Linked DNA regions of Mus musculus: all the other regions are linked to region 1. The links are chromatin loops, found by intact Hi-C in ENCODE. Cell type or tissue: heart. All regions are shown on one strand. Links, peaks and the distances in the headings refer to the core of each region. The heading gives the core; the rest is flanking DNA.

Region 1 (8,552 bases), core at 284-8,283:
CCCCCCCCCCCCCAGCTCTGCCCCAGGCTCCCTTTCCTCCCAGGAGATGCTTAACTGCTGAATTCCTGTAGGCGCACATCTTGAAAGTTCCCCAACATTCACAGAACTCTAAGTTATGCCAAGAAAGAGACTTCTTGCTCACCCTTCACTTTACAAGCAGATCCAGAACCGAGTGAATAATTAAAGCAACAACCACCGAAAGAAAACAATGTCATCTGTAGGATGAAAAACAAGGATATTGTTGAGCCAATTGAAGAGATTCTCCCACCGTATCAGTGTGGCAGCAACAATGTAATAATGTCAAGGGACTCAGAACTTCCTTCAGAGTGACAAAGAAGATTGCTTTCACAGGTGGTGCTGCCGGGGATACAGTTTCAACCTGCTGAGAGAACTCTTTCTATTTATTTTCACAAGTTCTTTTTTTAAAGACAGATTTTTAAAACTCTATTTTCTTCTCCCTGGAAACACAGCTAACAGATTCCCACGGAGTTTACAGCACAGCAAAAAAAAAAAAAAAAAAAAAAAAAAAAAAAAAAAATCAGCCGAAGCACAGTACAGATCGGTAGACATTATGCACAGTAGCTGGTTTGATTGACTGATCAAGATGGCACTAATGACTGCCTTAGCCCACTAGATCCTATTTGTTTATGAAAGGTTTGATGTCTACATCTGGTGGTGAACTTAGACAAGTTAGTGATGGGACATGTCATGTAGGTATAGCCACTCAGCGCTCAGGAATTCATATTCTGACATGTTTTCTTTTTTTCCTCAGGGAAGGAAATTCCACTACTGATTTCAAGTTGAGAAATTGAGGGGTGTCCTAGTTAGGGTTTCTATTGCTGTGATGAAAACGCCATGACCTAAAAGCAAGTTGGGGAGGAAATGGTTTATTCCGCTTACACTTCCAGATCAGGGTCCATCTCTGGAAGTCAGGGCAGGAGCTCAAACAGAGCTGGAACCTTTGAGGCAGGAGCTGATGCAGAGGCCATGGAGGGTGCTGCTAACTGGCTTGCTTCACAAGCCAGCCTGCTTTCTGATAGAACTCCCAGCCCAGGGGTGGCCTACTCACAATGGACTGGGACTTCCGCCATTGATTGCTAAGTGAGAAAATGTCTTACAGCTGGCTCTCAGGGTGACATTGAGGCTCCTTTCTCTCTGATGACTCAAGCTGTGTCAGGTTGACATTCAAAACCAGCCAGCACTGGGGAAAATGAGATCTCAATATACAGGATGAAAATTTCAGCACAGTCAGGCTTAGTGAGACAAAGACGTGATTTTCAGTAGCTGAATCTGAACGAATCTCTGCGTCTTCAAATGTCAGATTCAAAGTTTCCTTTACCTAATTAGGCAAGCAAGAAAACAAAACGACATTCTATAGCCTGGGAGGATACTTCATTGACTATAACATTCTTATAACACATAAAATATAATCTGGTATTTGGGGTATAAAGATATACTTGGTTGATAAGCTGAGATCTGATTTTCAATATCAAGCTAGTAATAATGTTTTGGGAAGGTAGAAACATTATGACGTGTTCTCTTTGACAGGGAGAGAGCCTACTTGGCAAATCAGCTTGAAAGAAAAAAATATCACGTTAAATATTATGCAGAGGCCATGGAGGGTGCTTGCCTGCTGGCTCGCTTCACATGGCTGGCTCAGACACAGCTAGAAATCCAAACCAGAAGCCATGTTTCCTCTTGGGAAACCCAACGCTGCCTTAGGACTGTGCACTGCAGCTCATCACCCACTGAGCTGTTGGTCAAAGGTAGATGCTGGCTGCTTGCGGGACACCCAGCAGATGTCAAATGCTCAGGGTGCTTAGTAACTGGTTATTTATGCCTTCTTCCAGGTCTAGTTCACACATCATTCCCCAAACCAGCACCCAAACCTTTTGGCACAAAGCACCAGTTGACTGAAACCCCTCCTTCCCTGGTCAGAACAGCTGACTATGGCCGATTCTCATGTCACACAATCCAGTACTCAACTGACATGGCCAGTGACGCTTCATCAGTGTGTTATTTTAAAGTAACACACAAAATCAAGATATTAACTCTGCTCTTGGGACTGTATTCCCACAAGTACGCCAAAAGTTAGCATTTTTAATATTTAAAGGCAATTCATTAAAATTAGAACAGTATCAATTCTAGCAGAAAAACAGGTACAAATAAGACATTATAAAGAAAGGAAAAAGAATACCAATTATTAAAATATAAGACTCACATTTCCTTATTTACTTTAGTCTATCCTTAAGTAATTATTGAATAAATATTTATCAAATAAATGAAGGGATTAATTAATTGAGAATTTATGGTAGAAGTAACATTTTTAATGAAGATAGTATTTTCCCCAACTAAGCTAATATGTCAGTCTAGAAGAGGTAGAAAATAAATGATATATTTAATAGAGAAGTTAAATGGAAAAGAGTATATATAAGAATCTGTAAGCTGTATAGAAAAATTTCGATGATTTTCCTAGTGCTAAAGGCAAGCACCCAGCCGAGAAAGTTTATCACACTCTACAACAGAGTAGTTTGCCTGTTTGTCTGATCCAGTTCTAGTCAGCAGTTACTAGACAAGCAGGAGACAACAGGCAGAGCATGGGAGAGGCAGGTGATGCCAGCCACAATGGTGTGAACCTGGGGCTGGGAGAGCCCTTAGGCTCCAGATGTGAAGCACAGGGGCCTGACTGGGTCAGCATCCAGGGGTTCTACAATGCTGGGTTCCATATTCAGAGGGCCAGAGAAATTTACAGGCTGAGGTCATAAAAATTCCTGGGCTTTCCCAGTTTTCTGGGTCCAAGGTTGAGGCTGAGAGCACCACACATGCTTCACTGCCAAAGCCAACTCCCAGGTCACAGCTAGGAGAGTCTTGGGAGAGTCATTGTCACTCTGCAATGTCCCTGTAGTACATTTATTTTTATTTTACGTGTGCAGGTGTTTTGCCAACACGCATGTCTGTGTACCGTGGGTTTACAGATGGTTATAAGCTACCATGTAGGTGCTGGGAATTGAACCTGGGTCCTCAGGCAGAGCAGCTAGTGCAATGCTTTTAACTGCTGAGCCATCTCTGGAGCCCAGTGTAGTGGCTATTTTAAGAGAAATGCTTACAAGAATTTTGTCTATTGTCACAGAACATCCAAGGATAAAGGTTATAAACTGATCATTGATACTGTCAGTTACTGTTAAATAAAGAATATACCAATAAAGACCTACGCTATTCTAAGTAAGGTTGGTAACTACCAAAGAAACAAAAAATGATAAATTATTTGCAATGATCACGTGGAAAGCCTCTACCATATAAGCTGAGTCTGTCAGAAAAATCTCAGAGGCGCAGAGTCAGCGACCTTGGCTATACAAAGGAGAAACCAAGGCACAGAGAGTACTTGGCCCGGATACAGAGTCTGTCTCTGCATCTTGCTGGGTGTTTGAAACTTACTACTGGATTATTATCATAGGGACCTCTGGGGAGGATGTCTCAGCCAAGGATGTTAGAGAGTCAGGAGATGGCAGAGGTTGGGCACCATCAGTTATGCCTTTCAACACCTACACACATCCACTAGAAAGAGTGGGGAAGACCCAAACCTTAGGGAGTCTGAAAGTGTATGTAGCTGTGGCCAGCCTCTGAGAAAAAAATGACAGAAGAAAAGACAAAGGGAGTCATTACAGAACTCAGAAAATTTTGCAGGCCTTCCCTGGCTAACCTGGGGGCGGCTGGTGGGGGGGCTGCTCTAGAGGGGTGAAAACCTTGTGTGTGTGTGTGTGGGGGTGGGGTGGGGGGGGCTGCCTTCATAGGAGTGGTTCCTTAGGCCGGCCCCTGACCTGCCCAGAGGGATTAACTCTAAATAAACCAACAAGGGCATGGCTCCCCCTAGAGGAATATTCTGTTCATTACTGAGATTGCAGACCTAAGCCCGCATGCACAGTTGAGTTTATGTTTGAAAGAACAGAATCCCGAGAGATTTCAGGAGTTGTGAACATCCATGTTCAAAACCCAAGAATTAGGTTTTTCTTTCGCTTTCCCCTCTTATTGGATCTTTGGTTGGTCTTTATTCAAATAAGCTGTCCCAAATTATTTGATCTTTACGAAATAAAACATAGTTTTAATGGTTTCTTTTCCGTTCTCGGCTTCCCGGCAAAAGCACCTTCAGTTTCCTTACATCCACAGCCTTCTTTGCTTTCTTGCTCTCTGCAGACTTGCCCGCACCCCCTTCTCTGTAGCCCCCTTCCCACCTATCTTGGCTGCCAGTGTGTGACCTGGCCACTGCCACTGTCTGTGCCCCCAGTTTTGCAGTTTCTGCCCTGATGAGGTCTGCCTTGGGTGTGCCGTCTTGGCATACGAGTTCACATCCCCCATGATACCCAGTTCCCCCATGAATTCTTCAGGTCGCTGCACTGAATCTTCTCTGTGGGGGTCAGCTGGGCTTTTTAAGGTTCTGTTGAGAATGCTCTAGATCAATGGTCTTCAACCTGTGGGTCATAATCCCCTTTTGGGGGTCAAATGCCCCTTTTACAGATGTGGCCAGAGACCTTTGAAAAACACAGATATTTACACTCTGATACTTAACATTGGCAAAGGTAAAGTTATGAAGTCGTCACAAAAATGATTTTGTTTGGGGCTCACCACAACATGAGGTACTGTATTAAGGGGTTGCAGCCTTAGGAAGGCTGAGAACCACTGCTCTAGTTGCTCTTGATGGAAGCCACTTTGCTGCTAGGGTGGTACAATTCACCTGGCTTCTGGAAGCTGCGTTCCATCCAAAGGCCCAGATGTCCATATGCCTTGCAGTAGTCAGTTTTAAGTGTCCAGCTTTCATCCATTTAACAGAGAAACCTCGGGAACCATTCTGAAGGCTCTGTAACACTGCTGTCTTCCTTGTGGATGACACACAGTCCCTTCACTAGATTCAAGGGTTGCTTATTTTGCCCTTGACAGCTCTCATTCACCGAAAAGCATAGACTTTTGTGTTAGCATTAAGTTTCCTAAGAGCAAATCAGCTATGCAATGGGAATTCTCTCCTACCTCTATATTGCATGGAAGGAGATTGCTACCATAACTCTGAGCCTCTCTTGGTCCCATCACTCATAGTAGGATGACTTACCAAGCTATGGAACTTGGGGAGGCTATTGGTGTGTATTTGAATCAACTGACTTTACACTGCCAGTAGGAGAACACGAATTCTCTCTCCCCTACTGTTGTTAGCCTTATCTGAGCAGGTGCCTACCTCATGGCAAAGCCTACCAGGACAAAGGTGCAAATCTTGGCTGTAATAACCATATATATATAATTGTTTCTTATCATAGGCAATTTCTTAGAACTTTGCTTTTTAAAAGGTTGATATTAGCCATATGTGTGCATAGTGTTTCTCTTTTCTCCAACAAGTATGAGCCTAGGGTCCTACACAGAAAGAAGAGTGCTATTTATTGGGGCATTTTGAAAGGCTGTCAGAGGGACAACCATAGTGTTGCTCTTGTGGAAGAACACAGAGTAAACTGTGGCCATGGTTTTTGAGTCATGCTCAGCACAGTGTGGATGACAGAAGTAGAGGTGGATTTGGGAACACGTGACCCTGTAGAGTACGATGTGCCATGCTGGCTCTAACTCCCTGTCTTACCTTTTTCCCTGTTACTGTGACAAATGCCTAACAGAAGAGCAGCTTAAGGGAGGAAGAGTTCATTATGTTTGCGGTATCAGAGGACAGTCTTCAGTGGGGAAAGTGCACAGGCTGGGGTGGCTTGGTGTTTGGAGCATGTCTTCACATCTTGGTTAACCAGAAAGCAGAGAATAGAACCAAAAGTTGGTGGGGCTGGGATGTAACCTGTAACCCATCTCTGTCAGCAATGCCTTTTATCCCAAAGGTTCCACAGTTTCCCAAAGCAATGTCACTGAGTTGGGATAAAGTGTTTGAACACATGAGTCTGTGGGAGACATTTCTGACCTTAACATCCCCAGGGAAAGAAGTGGTGCTGTACATCTGCCTTTGAAACATGTGATTTCTCTGGAGGGTTTTGAGGAGAAATATTAATGGAAGAAAGGAGGGATTTGGCATTCTGTTCTTTCTCATCTCCTGTTTCACATTAGTCAGGTTTAAGTCCAGAAAAGCAAATGTCACCTGGCCCTTCCTCAGGTACTCAGGGGGCAGGACTAATTCAGTGAAGAAAGGATTGAGAGAGTCTTTTTTAAAAATGCAAGATGATTCTCAGGTAAGTGCTATGCCTACTCCAGTGAAGTCTGCCTATCAAGGTCAAAAGGCCTGGAGGCAGTCACGAGGCAAAGAGTTTCAAGGAAACTCGGCCTCCTGGAACCTTGGCATTCTCATAGCCTGTATACTCAAACCCTATCCCCGAGTTAGTATGGTGTGTGCTCTCTTTCAGTATTGTTTTATTATAAGTGCCTTTAAAAATTGAATTTTAACATAGGTGAGCCTCTACCAGTGTTCCAGCAACCTAGAAAATCCTTGAAGCTGAATAGCTTGGAATTCAGTGAGAAGGTTACCTATTCAGTAACATTCAAATTTATTTCCAGTACAGAAACTAATTAGGCACTACAAAGAATGGAGCTAGAATAGCTCAGGGCTAGTCTGCAGAGTGATTACTTAGGACAGTAGCCGAGTCTCACCCAAACAAGGGAATACATAATGGCTTAGTGATAGGTGGGTTAACCATGAAAGAGTTAGGGAGTCCCCCTGAGACAGGTTTCTTCACTAGGCCCAAAGGAACAACATAATCAGGCATTTACTAAGAACCGCCCCCCCCCCCCCCCATAGTTGTGGGCTTAAGAATAGACTAGCATTACACCTGGCTCCCTTCTTAGTGGTAAACAGCGGCCATCTTTTGATGTATACATTCCTTTTGTTTTGTGTCACTGTAACTCGGGGGATGTGTTCGCCTGACTTTTCTTGTTTTTCTTCTGTATAAAAGTCTGGTGTTCATTTGTATGAGACACTCAGATTCAACACATTCTCTCGTGTTGTGTCTGTTTGTCATTCGCCGACTCCGTCACCCACCTGCAACCAGAGACCCAAAAAGGGGGTTAGTCTGTAGCAGGTAAGGAGTGCACCATTTTACACTTGATATGACATGACTCGTTGATAATATCGTCCTGGATAATATGGGTCATTTGTAGGTTTGATTTTCTGATCACAATAAGATACAATTATTGTGCCAAAAAAGAATGAATCTAGCAATGGCAGCCTCCAGCTCACAGGAAGACAACTGTGGTGACATTTGGAGTCAGGCCACATTCATTCAGCACTCCTTGGATCAGTTAGCTTAGAAGATGGATGCTTTTGAATATATCCTTGGATCAGAGGAAGATCAGATGGCTGATCTCATGGGAATTCAAATACCAGATTCCTGAAGCACAAAGAGTAAAACAACAAAATTATAGAATCTTATAAATGTGAAAGATCTGAATCTTCTTTCTTTATCTTAAAGAGTCCCCACCCCACCCCCGACAAAACTTCTCTTTCCCTCTTCTTCCTCTTCCTTCCCAAGGCAGAAGGGAGTGTGAGAAGTCATTGAAACACTGACCCATCTTCCAGTAAGCACGGACGGATATCCCAAAGGAAACAACCTTTCAGAGAATTATCCACCCGTTTCTCTTATATAAGGCTTGGGGAATGTATAACATGTCCAAGTTCTCCCATTTGGGGGCATCACTATCTCCCACACTGGGTGGAAATTAGCATTGGTCCCTCCTGCAGAGGGGGGCTGTGACCATATCTGCCCACCCTAGATCCTTTGTAACCGTTGTTGGAGGGTGTCGCCTATGGGTCCTCTTTCTGAATCAATGAAACTGCAGGTCACACACCTATGACTCTGACTCTGGGAGTGATCGTTGGTATTGGTAGGCTTGGTGTCTTGCTACTAGAGTTTCAGATAACAAGGCACAAAAGGAAGTAGCCTGTCCCCAGTGTAGGGCTTGAGCCTACTCTGCAGGTCTTTTGGGAAACTGATATGGAAGGCTCTAGAATACTGAATCATGTGTCTTTTAGAGTATGTTGTCATGTGCTAATGCCAAAATCCTGAGTGCCTGTGTGTTCCCATGAAAACATTGTTCTGTTCTCTTTTTAGCCTGTGTTTTAATCAGAGGCTGGATCTAGGGAATGGGTGAAGAGAATGGGGTCTTTGAGAGGCCAGCATAGAAAACTAGCCTTATGCTTATGTGGAAAGGGAATGGAAGTAGATGCAGAACTACAGCTTCTCCAGGTTAGAAACTGGCTTAAGTGAACCAAATTCTACTGAGGTTTGATGTTAGGGAGGATCAAGAGGCACTGGTTCCCCAGTGTGTGCATGTAAGTTTAACCACGGAAGCTCGGTGTGTTAATTATTTCTTTTATTGCTGTGCAAAAGTATCCAACAGAAGAAACCTAAGGAAGGAAAGTCTTATTGGGGTCATGGTTTAAGGGGAAATGCAGCACACCGTGGGCCGCAGGCATGACGGGAAGGTGAGGTATCCAATTAGGACGCTCGTACTTAGCCCCTCCCCTTCCTTCACTTAGGACACATCCATTAGGTAAAAGGTGCTTTTCTCCTCTGTGGTCTTGCAGAATG
Region 2 (8,552 bases), core at 315-8,314, 740 kb after region 1:
GTGCTGGGTCATTGTTCTGCCACTGAGCCAAGTCCTTTAAATACAAATTCTTATTCCTTATATAAAACATAGTAGTTCTTATTGGAGCCTGTTTCCGTGCAAAAGTCCAGATCCGTGTTTGCATATTCAAATCCAACCAAATTTTCAACAGGACAAAAATATGTTTATTTCTCAGTCTCTATACACACCCCTTCAAAAGACGTTGTGATTGACAGCTTCAGGCTAATGAACTTGTAGTAGGGCTCAACAGTAAAGTATTTGTGAGGGCCTAGATTGGATACAAAGACACACACATACACACACACACACACACACACACACACACACACACCCCTCTTCAATGTACAAGTCGGTAGAGCAAGTGAGATTTACAGGAAGTTACCATGAGGAACAGACGCTGGAGAGTAGGGCCTCCCAGGGCAAGGGCAAGGAGTTCCCATTTGTAGATCTAGTGTCCAGAGTAGCATAGCAGTTTCAGGCTAGGGGCTTCAAACTTAGGCAAACCCAGTTTGTAAGGAATGAGACATACTAAAAACAAACACGGGGAAGGAGAGTATGTTGCTGTTCCGGTTTCTACAACTCAGTGTAAGGAGAAAGGGTTCAGTTTGGATTACTGTCTCAGAGGCTCTAGTCCAGGGTTGCTTGGTGCTTCCTCTCCGGGCCTGCGGTGACAAAGTACATCATGCTGTGCTACAATAAAGAATGCAATCTGCCTCTAGGTGGAGACATGCCATTGTCTCCTCTCTTAAAAATTCATCCTGGTCTAGAGAGATGGCTCAGTGGTTAAAAACTTGTACTGTTTTTGCAGGAGACTGGAGTTCAATTCCCAGAACCTACATCAGGCAGCTTACAACTGCTTTTAACTCCAGCTTCATGGGATGCCCCTAACTTCAGGCACAGGCACATATACAGACTCATACACATATAGATGTAAATAAACCATACATACACACACACACACACGTATATGCATATGTGTATGCACATATGCATATATATGTATATATACAGAGAGAGAGAGAGAGAGAGTGAGTTCAAGGACAGTCAGGGCTATATGGAGAAACCCTGTCTTGAAAAACAAATAATAAAAAACCATCACAGCCAGGCGGTGGTGGCGCACGCCTTTAATCCCAGCACTTGGAAGGCAGAGGCAGGCAGATTTCTATGTTCGAGGCCAGCCTGGTCTACAGAGTGAGTTCCAGGGCAGTCAGAGCAACACAGAGAAACCCTGTCTCGAAAAACAAACAAAACAAAACAAAACAAAACAAAACAAAACAAAACAAAACAAACAACCCATCACCAACAAAAAGAACTAACCGGGACTGGAGAGATGGCTCAGTGGTTAAGAGCACTGACTGCTCTTCCAGAGGTCCTGAGTTCAATTCCCAGCAACCACATGGTAGCTCACAATCATCTGTAATGAGATCTGATGCCCTCTTCTGGTGTGTCTGAAGACAGCTACAGTGTACTTATAATAGATAGATAGATATCTAGATAGATAGATAGATAGATAGATAGATAGATAGATAGATAGATAGATCTTTAAAAAAAAAGAAAAAGAAAGAAAGAGCCCCATTTGGCAAGTTAATCACCTGTGCCATAGGATACCTCCCAGAGAGTCAGGTCCCCCTTAAGCTATGCTACAGAGATGGGAGAATCCATTAGCCTTCTAGCAAGAAAATTATCTCCCAGAATTCCCAGCCCCTACTACAACCTCTCCAACCACTCCTACCCTGTGTGTATGTGTGTGTGTTTGTCTCGGTCCTGACTTGGAAAATAGCCCCCTTTTCTATTTCTTCTCCTTTGTCTTTCTCTAGTGGGCTCTGGCCAGAGCTTAGTTGTGCTTTCCCAATGCCTCTGCTTCTTTCCTCTTTTCCTAAGGCGCCCCTCCCCACCATAGGGCGGCTTTCGCTCCATGTGGCTGCCCTCCATTCCTGCTTAACTCAAATGGCATCTTTTTCTTACTTCCATGTTCCTCCTTTACTTCCATGTTCCTCCTTTAAGCAGCTGCTGAGATTTACGGCTTGCTGCCCTGGGGGTTTTCCTCTTAGTTTTAATTTTATTCTATTTTACGTGTATGTGTGTTTTGCCTGCATGCATGCCTGTGCAGCACTTGCATGGGAGCCAGAAGAAGGTTTTGGATCCTGAAACTGGATTTACAGATATTCTCCCTCTCCCTCTCCCTCTCCCTCTCTCTCTTCCCTTCTTTCTTTTTTTAAAAAAAAAAAAAAACTTTTTATTTATTTCACGTGAGTGTTTTGCCTGCATGTATGTCTGTGTGCTACTTGCTTGCCTGATATTTGCAGGGGCCAGAATAGGGCATTGACTCCCCTGGTACTGGAGTTACAGACAGTTGTAAGCCACCCTTTGGATGCTGAGGGTTGAACCCTGGTCCTCTGGAAGATCAGCCTCTTAACTGCTGAGTCACTTTTCCTGTATGTTGTCTTCTCTCTCTCTCTCTCTCTCTCTCTCTCTCTCTCTCTCTCTCTCTCTCACACACACACACACACACACACACACACACGAGTGCATGTGCACTGGGCACTCAACAATGGTTTTGGAGATGAAGCCTCTCCTTCGTCGCTCACTCCCCACATTAGCCGGTGGCTGCCTAACTTCCACTAACTTCCACTCCTCTTCTAGCCAAGTGTGACTTCTTCAAACTCCAAATTGGTCTCTCTGGGACTCTTCTAATGGGCAAGGAACCCTCCCATGAGCACGCTTGACCACCGAGGGCTCTACAGTTCAGGCAGCTCTTGACTGCCCTCTTCTGGGGTTAGGTCCCCAAGTCACCCTTTCCTGTGGACCAGCAGCCACCCCTGAGTTCAAGTCCAAGTGAGGTAGTGAGAGGGGCTGCTTTTCACTTTATTCTGAAGCGATGGGATCCAGGCAGAGTTATTTTACCCTATTACTCTATTGTTTTACATCTGTAGTGTTGTCTGTCTGTGTTTGGAGACAGGGTCTCTGGTCTGTAACCTCAAACTCTTGATCCTGAAAGAGTAGTAAAAACAAAATTCTAGGCCTTTGGGCCCAGGCTTGGGAATGTGATCTTTGTGGCTCAATGCTCCAAGGTATGCTAATCATAAAACAGATAGTGACATCCCCCCACCCACCCACTTCCTGGGTTCAAGGAGTATTCATTCAAAGAAAGTCACCCTGACCCACCCTGACCATTGCTGGAACCCGCTATGCAAATGTGCTATTGTTAGGGGCTCTTAGAAACTGTCTTGAGAAATAACCCTCACAATTACCAGGTATTCCTTGTGACACCTGTGACTTTGTACTTCCTTGTGACTCTTAACTGGTATTTTTGGTATTTTCCAACAACGCCCTTCCCACCTCCTTGAGTTGTGCTTTCTTCCTTTAAATACCCCCTTATCCAGCTACTCGGGGCGCCACGGTCCTCTACCCCTGCGTGGTGTATGACCGTGGGCCCTAGAGCACTCTTGAATAAAAATCCTCTTGCAGTTTGCAGCAAGACCGTTTCTTGTGGGTGATTTTGGTGTGTCACCTCTCCTGAGTCAGAAGGTGGGGGAGTCCTCACGTTGTGGGTCTTTCAATCCTTCAATCTCAGACTCTTGGGGGGCTGGTGTGGGGTGTGGGCTGGGATTACAAGGGGTTTTGTTTTGTTCTGTTTCGGGTTTTTGTTTTTTTTTTTTAATCTCATAATGTAGCTATTTTTATCCATCAGGAAGGCTTGAGGGAGGAAGCAATGCTAAGGCCTTTCAGATAACAAAACTCAAAGTGGATTCAATGAAAGCAGATAGTGGAGTACACATCGGTAAACCCAGGACAGCCTCGGCTGAAGTAGGAGGCTAAGGATTTGAGGCCAGGCTAGGATACAAAGTCAAATGAAGAGCAGCCTGGGAAGAAGAAACCTTATCATAAAAACAGAAACAAAGCCCACTGAGCAGCAGCAGCAGCGGCAACCAGAGAACAGATAACATTGTTCCTCGATGTCTGTTAAATTGCCTTTTCTAAAAATGTGAAGAAATTAAATGAGCTGAGTTTGGCACTAGGGAGATGAAGACAGCGAGCCCAGGATCTCAAGGCCTTCACTTCAATCTTCGCCACCAAGACACCCACCCACCCACCTCACCCCCCAAAAAAAAGAAAGAAAGAAAGAAAGAAAGAAAATAAGAAAAACGTGGCATGTTGGGAAGATGGGGGTAAAGAGAAGAAGGGTTTGTTTGTTTGTTTGTTTGTTTGTTTTGCTTTGTTTTGAGACAGGGTCCCTCTATTTAGCCTTGGCTGTCCTGGAACTTGCTATGTAAACAAACCACTATGGCCTCAAAACCAGAGATCCCCCTGCCTCTGCCACCCAGTGGTGAGAATAAGGCATGCATCTACATGCCTGTCCTTAGTATTATCAATAAAACAATAACAGACACAGAAGAAACCTCAAGGACAATCTTATTAGAGAAATGCCGGGACAGGCAAGCTTTCCATCCTAGCAGCTGTCCGGAGGAGGGAGATGCGAAGGACAAGGAGAAAAGGCCACACTGTCCTAGTTAAGCTGGCGTGGAGGTCAGCCACCAGGCCCACAAGCAACCACACAGCGTAGGGGAGCAATAGAGAGGGAGTGGAAAGGCCCAGAAAAAGCACACTGGGGTGTGGCCAGCATTGGAAAGACGAGAGAAAGGAGCAGAAATTGTCCCTTCTAAGTCAGGAACTAGAAAGGCGGGTAGGACTAATAGAGCTTTGCTGGCGGCACGTGAGGATCACGGGACAGAAAAGCAGGTGATCCCATCACGGGGCTAATTGTTGCTCCTTTCTGGTTAAGGTGGCTTAAGGCGAGCAGGCGAGCAGGCGAGCAGGAATTTGAAGGTGGGCGGGGCAGGTGGGGAGAATGGGGGTTCCTTAGCCAGGGTATTGACCTGTCTAACTAGACGATATACCCAGCTATAAGCAAGGGCACAGAGAAACCACAAACTGGACCACTCCATGAATACAATAAAGGGTTTATTTTATTGAGGGTCAAACTGCCAAAGCTACAGAGGTAGGCAGAGAGAAGATCAAAATGGCAGAAAAGCAAGGGGTGGGCTCTATGACAGTCAACAGGACGAAGGCCTTTGAGCTGACTCAAGCTTTGTGAACTGACCTGGAGACAAGGTTCCCTTGCTCAATGTGGATGACCTTTGAGTTTGGATTAAGGAAGGCTCCTGGCAAACAGAAACCCACCTTAGGCCTTTACACAACAACAATCCTTCTGTTTACCAAGCCAAAGTCCTGTTTTAGACATTGTCACCAGCACTGCCATTTGGGAGACCTCTTTGGACCTAGCATCAGCCAGGTCAGGGACTGTATTCTCTTGATCAGAGGAGCTCTTCCTCAGTAAACCTTTACTGCTATTACATATAATACTGTCTCAAAACCACAAAAGAGAAAAAAAGAAAGATTAAGAAAAATATGTCCCATATATACTGCACTCCTTCCTTAATCATTAATAAATATCTCAATTGGATGCTCCCAGCCATCCATTGGACAGAGGACAGGGTCCCCAATGAAGGAACTAGAAAAAGTACCCAAGGAGCTGAAGGGGTTTGCAGCCCCATAGGAGGAACAACAATATGAACTAACCAGTACCCCCAGAGCTCCCAGGGACTAAACCACCAACCAACCAAAGAGTAGACATGGTGGGACTCATGGCTCTAGCTGCTGTATATGTAGCAGAGGATGGCCTAGTCAGTCATCAATGGGAGGAGAGGCCCTTGGTCCTGTGAAGGTTCTACGCCCCAGTGTAGGGGAATGCCAGGGCCAGGAAGTGGGAGTGGGTGGGTTGGGGAGCAGGGGGAGGTGGGGAGCAGATAGGGGATTGCAAGCTAGGCAGCGGTGGCACACGCCTTGGATCCCAGCACTCGGGAAGCAGAGACAGGGTTATCTCTGACTTTAATCATTAATAAATATCTCAAACAACTTGTATAGGGGTTGGAGAGATGGCTCGGCAGCTAAGAGCATTTGCTGCTCTTACAGAGGAGTGGGGTTCAATTCCTAGTATCCATGTCAACCCCCTGTAAGCCAAGCTCCAGGAATCGGACAGCCTGGTCTACAGAGCGAGTTCTAGGACAGCCAGGGATATACAGCCTTGTTTTGAAAAAAGAAAAGAAATAAGGAAGGAAGGAGGAAGGAGGAAGGAAGGAAGGAAGGAAGGAAGGAAGGAAGGAAGGAAGGAAGGAAACTAGTTATACCACTCCTGGGCATATGCTCAAAGGACTGTATATCTACCATGGAGATGCCCTTGTTGGATGTTCATGTTCATGCCTCTCTATTTACAATAATAAGGAAATGTAATTAATCTAAATGCCCAGAAGAGACGAGAGGATAATGAAAACACGATGCCTAGGCACAACAGAATTTCATTCAGCCTTAAAGAAAAATAAAATTATGAACATTTCAGAAAAAAAAAGGGTGTGGACATGATTATACTGTGAGGTCACCTGATTCAGAAGGACACATCTGATCTCCCTCAGAGACTTTAATTTTCATTTATACGTATATGTGGGTGTTGGTGCGGGTATCGGTCATGAAATCAAATTGTGAAACTGGAAATCGGGAGATATTCCAGAGAAAGATATATCGAGGAAAAGATGATAGATAGAACACTATCTGACTTGAAATGAAAAAAAAAATGGCAGGAGTAGACATGTACAGGGAGGAAAGGACCAACAAAAATAAATTACACGTGAAAACGGCCACAAAGAAACCTATTACTTTACATAATTAAAGTGCAAGGCACTAGCTAGCCAGGCTGGGGGGCAGGGGTGTGTGCAGAGATGGCTGTCAGTAAACTGCTTTCTGGGTGAGCACAAAGGTCTGGTTTTTGATTCCTAAGGAGCCACGTACAGAAGCTGGGCACAGCAGTTCATGTCTGCAATTTCAGTGCAGTGAGGGTGGGGGCGGGCCCCTAGGGCTTACTGCTCAGCCTGGCTAGGCAAACCAGTGAGCTCAGGCTCAGAGAGAAATCCATCTCAAGGAGATAAAGTAGGGGATGAAATGAGGGAAGGAAGGGAGGGAGGGGAGGGGAGGGGAGGGGAGGGGAGGGGAGGGGAGGGAAGGGAAGGGAAGGGAAGGGAAGGGAAGGGAAGGGAAGGGAAGGGAAGGGAAAGGGAAGGGAAGGGAAGGGAAAGGAAAGGAAAGGAAAGGAAAGGAAAGGAAAGGAAAGGAAAGGAAAGGAAAGGAAAGGAAAGGAAAGGAAAGGAAGAGAGAGTGGTTGATGCAGATATATAACTTCAACATCAGGCCTCTACACCTGTGCTCACATGTGTGCATGTGCACCCACACCTGCACTGAAGCACAAACACACACACACACACACACACACACACACACACACACACACACACAGAGGAACATGTATATAAACACTAAACAAACAAACAAGCACCCCCCCCACACACACATACCCCTACACGAACATATGTATAAACACTAAACAAATAAATGAATGAATAAATAATCATGAAATGAAATAAATAATTATTAAACAGACTTTGGATTGGAACTAGGACAAAAATTCCAACTATTTCAAAATGACTCTAAATGTACTTCTGTATTTTGTGCTTATTTATGTAAGGCGGCACTCTCAGCATTGAAAATTACAAAATCAAAATATCAGCAAACAGGGAAGGGCTGGAGAAATGGCTGAGTGGTACTTGCTGCTCTTACGTAGGACCCCGATGTGGTAGCTCCAACCTTCTAAACTCCAGTTCCAGGGGATTCCCGCCCCGCCACCAATGCCTTCTTCTAAACTCTAAAGGCACCAGGCATACAGGCAGTGCGCATATACACGCACATACATACACACACATACATACATTCATATAGGGAAAATACACATATACATTTTAAAACTTTTTAATTAAAGTTTTAACGTAAATTTTATAAAACCACAAAGATGTGCTATGTTCTGTGTTAGCTAATATTTAGCCAATATATTTTTTTTTGCAAAATAACTATATGCATCCATCTCAGTGTTTAAGGTTAAAAGCATTAAAAACACTTTCTATTCTTATAGAAGACTGGAATTCAATTTCCAGGGCCCACAGTGGATGACTCACGACTACCTCTAGCTCTATCTCCAGGTGCTCTGATGGCCTCTTCTGGCCCGCTTGGCCACCTACACACAAGAATACACCCGCACATAAATAAAAGTAAAATAAATCTTTTAAATATAACATGATTTTATTTGCAATGTTATTAATAATAAAATTTTAAGTACATTTTAAAATAACCATGAACAAAATACATTTTCAAAAAAATATTTACCTTTATTCTACATGTATAAGTGTTTTACCTGCATGTTAGTGTGTGTACCACATGCAAGCCTCACATTCATGGAGGCCAGAAGAGGGAATCAAATCCCCTGAGACTGGAGTTGGCCAGTTCCTGAGGAATGACACCTGAGGTTGACCTGTGGAGCGCACATGATCATTTGCACATGTACATCGGCACCATTCACATGCATGTACACAGACAAAAGCACACACACAACACAACACCACAAGATTACTTTAAGTTAAAGACACTTGAGATTCAATCGATACAGAAAAAGC
Region 3 (8,000 bases), core at 1-8,000, 260 kb before region 1:
TGCTCTTACGTCACCTTCATCCTCTCCAACCCAGCGACCTTTTCAGGTTGACAAATTACCTGACTGAGCTTCTGGGAGTCACAGTGGGAATCTCAAGTGCAGAGCCAGTTTGAGAAAGGAACCCATGAGCTGCAGCCTTTAGGGATGAGGATAAATTTCCTCTCCTGCTTGGAGACTTTGATTTACAGAGGACACATAGGCTGCAAGTCCCTCTGGATCCTAGCTAACTAGCGAGATCTGTTTCTGGAATCCCGTCAGTTTAAGGGAGGTTAAAGCAGATATAAAAGGCATTTAACCATCAGAGATACTCGATAAAGGAAAAGGACAAGGACGGAAGGGAAGTTTTCGAGTTACAATGGAGATCTTGAGCTTTGATCCTTTGCAATTTGGCACTGACTGGATGCCAGTGGGGCCTGTACATTTGGGTTGATTTGTGAACCAATCCTTTCTCCCTCTCCTCAGCCTTCCAGTACATTAAGAGCATGAAGGCCTACATAGCCGAGCCCCTGTTGGTGGTGAACTGGCAAAGCTCCATTCCTGCGGTGGACACTTGGATAGTGGAGTGGCTCCCAGAAGCTGCCATGTCGAAGTTCCCTGCCCTTTCCTGGGAATCTGTGTCTCAGGTCACGAACTGGACCATCGAGCAAGGTAGCTGGCTCAGAGCCTGCAGGCTGCTGTAGCGCAGGGTTTGGTTTCACTTAGATCGGCTTTGAAGGCTGTGTGGACAGCACTGGAGATTAGTAAATGTCACGGTTCTTGGCATTTCCCAGGCGAAGCTGGCACAGAAAGCCAGGTGGGAAGCAAGCATAATCTTATCCACTCATGTTAATGGAGACAGAGGGAAATAATAATGTTCACCAGCTACCCTGCTAGTGATAATCATAATTTAACAGAAAAGAAGTAAGGCTTTTAAAAATAGTGCTAATTAAGCCTGCTAATTTCCTATGAGCATACAATGTGTTTTGCCCATATCTAACCAACTCCTCCCACATCTACTTCCCATTTTCTCCCACCCCTCCCAACTTTCTGTCCCTCCCTTTATTTTTATTTTTTAAATAACCTACTGAGTGGAATTAGTGCTGCCCTATTAGGCATAGGTGTAGGGCCACCCACTGAGAGTGATTGGCCTACCTACTGGGGAGTGGGAGACACACCCTTGAAGAAGGAAGGACCCCCACCCCTTCATGATGGAGCTGTAATATTCTTGAAATGGTCTCAGTTTAGTTCTGGGAGTTAGACAGAACATCTCAGAGCAAGAGAAGGCATTAGAGAGAAACAGAACGTCTTCTGTAAGTCTTAGGCCACAACTCAGTCCTCTATTTTTCTACTCTGTGTACTTAAGCAGCCCTCTCTCCCCCCTCTCTCCTCCAGATAAACTAAAACCTTTCACATGCTATAATATATCAGTGTATCCAGTGTTGGGACACCGAGTTGGAGAGCCGTATTCAATCCAAGCTTATGCCAAAGAAGGAAGTATGTGTGGACCAACTGTGGGGGAAGGGAAATAGGCTATTACAAGTTCAGATGCAGGGCTGTCTCAAGGCTCATTTCTAAAACATGCACCATCTTCATGTTCATCTTCAACTGTGTGTGTTTGACACACTTGAGGCCAGAGTATAGCGTCACTACATTTCAAAGGTGGGTAGATATAAAGAGTCCAAGGAGTCCAGCCACTTCCTACTTTACAGTGGGGGAATTGAAGCTCTCACAGAGGTGAGACTCCTTGCCTAATAACAAAACAGCAGCTGAGACTGTCACCAGCGTTAACATTAATTAAGATCAATTCAGGGAGCCTAGCAAGCTCATCATACACACATTAGAAATGATTCTCTAGGAGTGCACACGTGGGTGTGCACGGTGGTCATGGGCGTTTTGATGCACATGTATGAAGGCTAGAAGCCAACCTTATCATTTCTCAGAAGCCATTCACCTTGTTTATGTTTTGAGATTTCTCCCTGGGACCTGGGGGCTTGCCCATTGGTGGAGCTGCCCATTGGCTGGCCAGCAATTCCCAGAGATCTGCCTGTCTCCACCCCTTCAGCTCTGATATTGTCACAGAGGCCACCATGGCCAGCTTTTTACTTGACCTTATGCTTTCACGGCAAGTGCCTTCCCTGCTGGGCTATCTCGCCTCCTCTCAGGTGTCTTTTGCGAGGCAATAGGCAAGGTACACCACTCAGACTTTATCTTTTGGGAAATGAGCATCTTCTAGATTCAACACTGGAAAGCGTCTCCTACTGTATAAAGGTAGGCCAGGGAAGCTATACTTTATAGACAGGAATGAAAACTGGGTGCTAATTGGAATTGGGGACCTACAGGAAAGTACATTTTCTTGGGGATTTGAAATTCCTTGTCATCTTATATAAGATGCCTGACTTTGGGGGGGGGGGGAACCCAATCTCTACAAACAAGTTCACTCCTCAGTCCCCCGGTTCAACTTCCTTATCCCAACCCCAGCATTGTGGGTTTTGCCTGAAACAATGGTAGCAGCTCTAGGGCAGCGGTTGATCTTCCGGGATGTGATTCAGCCTTGGTAATTTTTTTTTTTTAATCTCCCTGACCTCTGAAGCTCCATTAAAAGGTCCTGAGACCAGGGTGGAGAACATCGGTCTGAGGACAGCCACGATCACATGGAAGGAGATTCCTAAGAGTGCTAGGAATGGATTTATCAACAATTACACTGTATTTTACCAAGCTGAAGGTGGAAAAGAACTCTGTAAGTGGGCACATGGCCAGGCTGAGCAAGCTCAGTCCACCCCTCCGCTCCCCCCATCCCCGAGATGATGTGAATAGACCTGACACAGAGGTGGCTCCAGGGCTGTGACCGGCATAGTCATCCAAACACTTAGCTTCTCTGTGCTTCTCTGAAAATAGAATCGAGGGCACTACCTCAGGAGTTACAAACGTGTAAAGAAGTCCTGAGGAGGACTGGGAGGAGTTGATAGGACCTCTCCTGCTCAGTCACAGAATGGGTGGGTCCCCTCAGACTTTTCTGACCATTGTTTTGGGTGGGATTTGCCCATCTTAAAGAGTAGATTTGTATGCAGGGACAGCCCTTGTTTGATGGTACTTGTCTTAGTGCAGAGCTCTTTAAGTGTAAGTTCTACCTCCCATTGCCCAGAGCTTTCTTTTTGAGTCCACAGTATCTTCTGACATCCTAAGCTCTGGGCTAGGCTTGGATTTCCGTTTAGGCTAAATTTGATTTTTATTACATTATAGTACACGTAATGTAAAACTTGGTACTAAATATTTGAAGGTGTATAGTTCAGTGATCTTAAGAACATTTACCAAATTGTGTAACCACCACCGCTCTTTTCTCCCCCTCCATGTGGAAGCTCTGTGTTCTTTTAATCAATTGTTCCCGGGCCCCTCCTCCCATGGCCTCTGGTAACTACCGGACTCTGCCTATAGATTATTATTCAGATTATTTCACAGAAGTAACAAGGCTGGGGAGGCAGCTCAGAGCCCGAGCATGTTTCTAGCATGCACGAGGTTTTACGTTCACTGCAAAATAAAATAGGTTAACCTTACAGCCTGAGTTTTCCCAGGGGTATCTCATTTAGAAAACTTTTTCCCCTAGTCACTAATGATATCAAGCACTCGTCTGTTGTAGTTATTGGCCACTTGCATATCTTCTTCAGAGAAAGAACTTCATCACCCATTTTAACATTAGATTGTCTTTAATGAAGTTCAGTTTAATATTGTTTGGGGTAGTTGCTTGTGCTTTGAGTATCATATTTTATAAGAACCCTCCATAAATTCAAAGTTGTGGATTAGTTATTTGGGCTTTTGAAGGGTTTTATACTTTTAGCTCTTATGTTTAGGTCATTGATGCATCTTGGTAGACTTGTTTTAAGTGGAAGTTGAGAAGTTAGAATTGCAGGTCAGGGCACCCTGGGTCAATGCGAACACACATTTTCAGTTTGGCTTGCTATACTAGATCGGTTTCTATTTTTCCTTTCAGCCAAGACTGTTAACTCTCATGCCCTGCAGTGTGACCTGGAGTCTCTGACACGAAGGACCTCTTATACTGTTTGGGTCATGGCCAGCACCAGAGCTGGAGGTACCAACGGGGTGAGAATAAACTTCAAGACATTGTCAATCAGTGAGTACTGGCTTCAGGCCTCATTCTGGAGTTTACTTCGGGTTGGAAATATTTGACAGGAGCAAGGAGAGCCAGCAGAGGGCAGCAGAGCATGGCTTCTCCTGCTCTCTCTGGCTCACTCACCTCCCAGGAGTTACTGAGGAGCTGGCAAAGGGAGGGCTGAGTTAGACCAACAGGCCATTTTGATCCTTGCTGGTAAGCAGCCACAAATAATCTTAAGATGAAGCAAGCAACATCCACTTCAGCCTCAGCCACGTCAAAGGCTGTTGCCTGAGCTCACACTGCCCAGTTCCTAAATGTCAGGAGTTGTGCAATAGAACCTGGGAAGGAACAACTGGTTGATCAGAGGTCACTGACAAGGGACTTAATGTTACCATCTGCGGTGGGGCTTTTGTTTCGTTTTGTTTGTTTGTTATGTGTATTCAACTTATCAGCTTTTACGTTGAAAACATGAAAAGCAAGACAAATTTGTTAGATATCACATATAATGTGAAATATAATAGTTTAATAATTGAGTAGGAAAGCTGAGGGCATGTAATAGACAGAGGGAAAAGAAGAGGAAAGCCAGTCTGGTCTACAAAGTGAGTTCCAGGACAGCCAGGGCTACATGGAGAAACCCTGTCTCAATCAATCAATCAATCAATCAATCAGTCAATCAATCAAAATTCAAGCAGCATTGACAAGTTTTGCAATAACTACTATAAACCAAAAAAGTCATCTTGATGTATCTCAGAAGCCCCTTGTTATTTATGTTCCTGAAGACTAAAGTAGACCGTGGCTCTGAGAACCATGAGCAAGATAACACGTTCTGTCCTGCAGCCTAACAATGCCTTCTTGGTATTCTTTTTGATACAACTTCTAAAATAACTTTTTTTTAAAAAAAATAAAAATCATGTTACAGCTTCAGAAGACTGGGTACAAGTTGTGTCAGCTCATGAAAATTTCTCTCAGGATCAAATTGAAGGCACAATCCCGTGCTGGACCCTTAAAAGTTCTCTCCTTGTTCCGTAGATTTGAGGACAGACTACTCTACTTCCCTCCTGGGTCCTCCACAACCCATTCTCCTTTTTATGAACGACTATTTATTATTATTATTATTATTATTATTATTAATGTGTATATGTGTGTGTCTGAGTAAGCTTATGTACACCACATGCCTGCACTGGTTAGAACAAAGTCTCGCATCGCTTGCAACTGGAGTTGAGTTGCAGGCAGTCGTGAGCAGCTGTGTGGGTGGAGAGAGCTAGACTTCTGCAAGAGCAGCCAGTGGTCTTATGACCATCTCCCAGACCTCTAGAACCGACTCAGGCACAGCAGCCACAGTTTAAAGTTCTAGATTTTCTGAACTCACCAGTTACAGCTTCATATTTTAAACAAAATACAAGCTACCCTCCCCTTACCTCATTTCCCATCACTTTCTGACTCGGTTTCTCTCCCTCTTCAAAGCTTTGCATCTCCCTTTGCTTTTCTGCAAAATCCAGGGCAGACTCTAGATTAGATCTAGCCAGGCAAGGTGATGCACGCCGGTCTCCGCACCCAGGAGGCTGAAACAGGAAGGTCTAAAATATAAGGCTAGATCAGCCTACACACAATGAGACCCTATCTGGAAAATTAAATAAGTGATACATAAATAAATAAATAAATAAATAAATAAATAGAAGATTAAGAGGCTAGCCTCCCTTCACTTTGCCCTAAGTACTCTATTTGATCATCTATTTTATCTGAAGTATTTTTAACATTATTCTATTACTTAGGGTCCTCTAGGAGAACAGAAGTGATGTGGTTTAAGTGATTGGAAGCTAGGTTCTTCAGCAGTGGCATTCACCATGCAGGGACCCCGGTAGCCACTCGGTCTGAGAAGTCTGAATCTTTAGAACAAGAGTAGGAGTTAAGGCCGCAGTCCCCGTCTAAAGATGGATGCCTGGAAGCTCTCTTCAGAGTTGTGTCCAAAGGCTGGCTAAGCTGAAGTTGGAAATCTGTGGATAATGACCACAGCAATCAGTGTTCGTGCTCAGGGAGAAGAGAACTTGGGTGCACTGACCGTCTTCCTCTTTTTCGACTTTTAGCCCATCTGGTAGTGGTATTGCCAGCCTATCAGATGGTATTGCCTGTGTTTAGGGTGGACCCTCCCCTAAGTGTTCTCCCATGTCAGTTCTTTGGACTCACCCTCACAGACACAATAGCATGCATGTATTTGCCATTCTGTAGGTATCTCTTAGTCCAGGCAAATTGACAAGTCAAAGCTTACCTGTCAAAGTTTATCGTGTGAGTTTTTCTACCCCAGGATATACGAAGCATGTGAGTGAGGATCTGATTTTTTTTCTTATTTGTTTGTTTTATTTCTCAGAATAATGGGGGGGGGAGGCTAATAGTTATGCTAGTAATTACTGACTAAATGGATGAAGTTGGAAGCTAACCCTGACAAACACAACAGCTATCAGTACATAATATGTAATACTTGGAGATGTCAATGAAACCCATTATTCTGTAAAATATAATAACACAAAAGAAAATATATCAATATCTATCATGTTATATAGGGAAAAGACAGCTAGATAGGGAGCCAAAACCCCAGTGGTTTCAATAGAAATAAATTAAATTTAAATAGGAAATTAAAGAGAAATGTTGCTAAAGAAAAAGAAAAACTAAAAAGAAAAAGTTAATATTTGATTCTTGTCAAAAGAACTTTACTGACAACTGGTCTTTTGTTCTCTTTGTCACAAAGGTGTGTTTGAAATTGTCCTTCTAACATCTCTAGTTGGAGGAGGCCTTCTTCTACTTAGCATCAAAACAGTGACTTTTGGCCTCAGAAAGCCAAAGTGAGTTCATGATTAACACTGAATGTCTTAACAATCGGCCACAGAAAGCAGCAGGTGCCATCCTGGCACATGGTATGAGAGAGAACTCTGCCCCAGGGGAGGGCTGGCTCATTCATTCATTTGATCCATATGTGTGAGAAGGATTAAAGGCCATACCCTCAGACTCATGAGGATTCCCACAAACAAGAAGACATATTTGTGCAGGTCTGTACCCCAAATCTAGATTCTTCTGAGGCCAAGGGAGCACTACCTATCCCATAGGCTCTGCCTGCCAATGTCTGTCACTTGAGGCTGGAGCAGAAAGGAGACTGAGCCCTGGGTGTTAGCCAACTGGATGAGAGCACAGGTCTGTTCTTTGTGATATAGAGAGTGTGTGTGTGTGTGGGGGGGGGGTGCTGGCTGCAGGTACATTTGTCCTGACTGCTCTTGCCAGTGTGGGGAAAGACATTCGTCTTCAATATCTTATATTTCTCCCTGCAGTGAGCCTTAGGCTGCCTCAGTGTCCCTCCTTGGTAGGGTGCTCTACTCTGGCCCTTGTGAGCTTTCTCTGCCCAGCAGCTGGGCCTCATTTGTGACTAAGCTAATGTCAACCTCAATCATGATCAATATACTGCAGCCAAGTCACAGCATAAATTTTTGTACATCATATTCTTAAGTAATCATCTTCAATCTAGACACATGTCAGAACTGGATCCTGCCCCAAGAGTTTCTGACTCAGAGTTCTGGGATAAAGACTAGGAATGTGTCTTTTGATTAGTGGGTGATGCTGGTGCTGAAGTTGGGAACATACTTTGGGAACACTATGCAGAAGTGTGGGTAGTTAGTGCATCAACTGCTCCTGAGAATGCATTTGCCAAAGTGACAGTAGTGCAGTTTCCAACATCAGGACCAGGGTAGAGATACACAGGTAATAGAGAAAGAAAGGAAGGTAAGGATATAATTATGTGGGGGAAGCATCTCCTTTTGGGTTGTCCCATAGACAACTGCTTCCTATTTCCTGTCAGTCAAGAGTGTGGATACTTATTCGTATTGAATAGAAATCTGGGCAGCTGCCTTCTGTCTTGGTTATTTTCTAT

Evidence for each region. Hi-C counts contacts between places; a loop is a spot of excess contacts. Peaks named below come from ENCODE experiments on the same cell type or tissue, not always from the same donor. Only the 100,000 strongest peaks of a DNase experiment are listed, where the experiment ranks them.
Region 2: it touches region 1 in a loop (3-fold over the local background); 8 of 42 quality-filtered maps call a loop at or near these places.
Region 3: a loop joins it to region 1, with 8 times the contacts of the local background. A loop is called at or near these places in 9 of 42 quality-filtered maps.

The regions. Positions count from the first base shown.
Region 1 is chr13:112,267,384-112,275,935 of GRCm38, reverse strand. No RefSeq gene overlaps it. Among named protein-coding and RNA genes, the nearest start is that of Ankrd55, 17 kb to the left of the region's middle. In heart, for the core only: a CTCF peak has its summit at 3,883 (motif pointing left); no DNase peak of the experiment used is centred there.
Region 2 is chr13:111,528,544-111,537,095 of GRCm38, reverse strand. All of the region lies in intron 1 of Gm15290 (predicted gene 15290), which reads left to right. Among named protein-coding and RNA genes, the nearest start is that of Gm15290, 17 kb to the left of the region's middle. In heart, for the core only: CTCF peaks have their summits at 698 (motif pointing right), 2,773 (motif pointing left) and 4,331 (motif pointing left); no DNase peak of the experiment used is centred there.
Region 3 is chr13:112,526,384-112,534,383 of GRCm38, reverse strand. Il31ra (interleukin 31 receptor A) reads left to right here. Exons shown (of 17, transcript NM_139299.2): 11 at 463-648; 12 at 1,372-1,473; 13 at 2,570-2,716; 14 at 3,965-4,105; 15 at 6,831-6,924. Among named protein-coding and RNA genes, the nearest start is that of Il31ra, 50 kb to the left of the region's middle. In heart, for the core only: a CTCF peak has its summit at 4,178 (motif pointing right); a DNase peak (open chromatin) is centred at 4,273.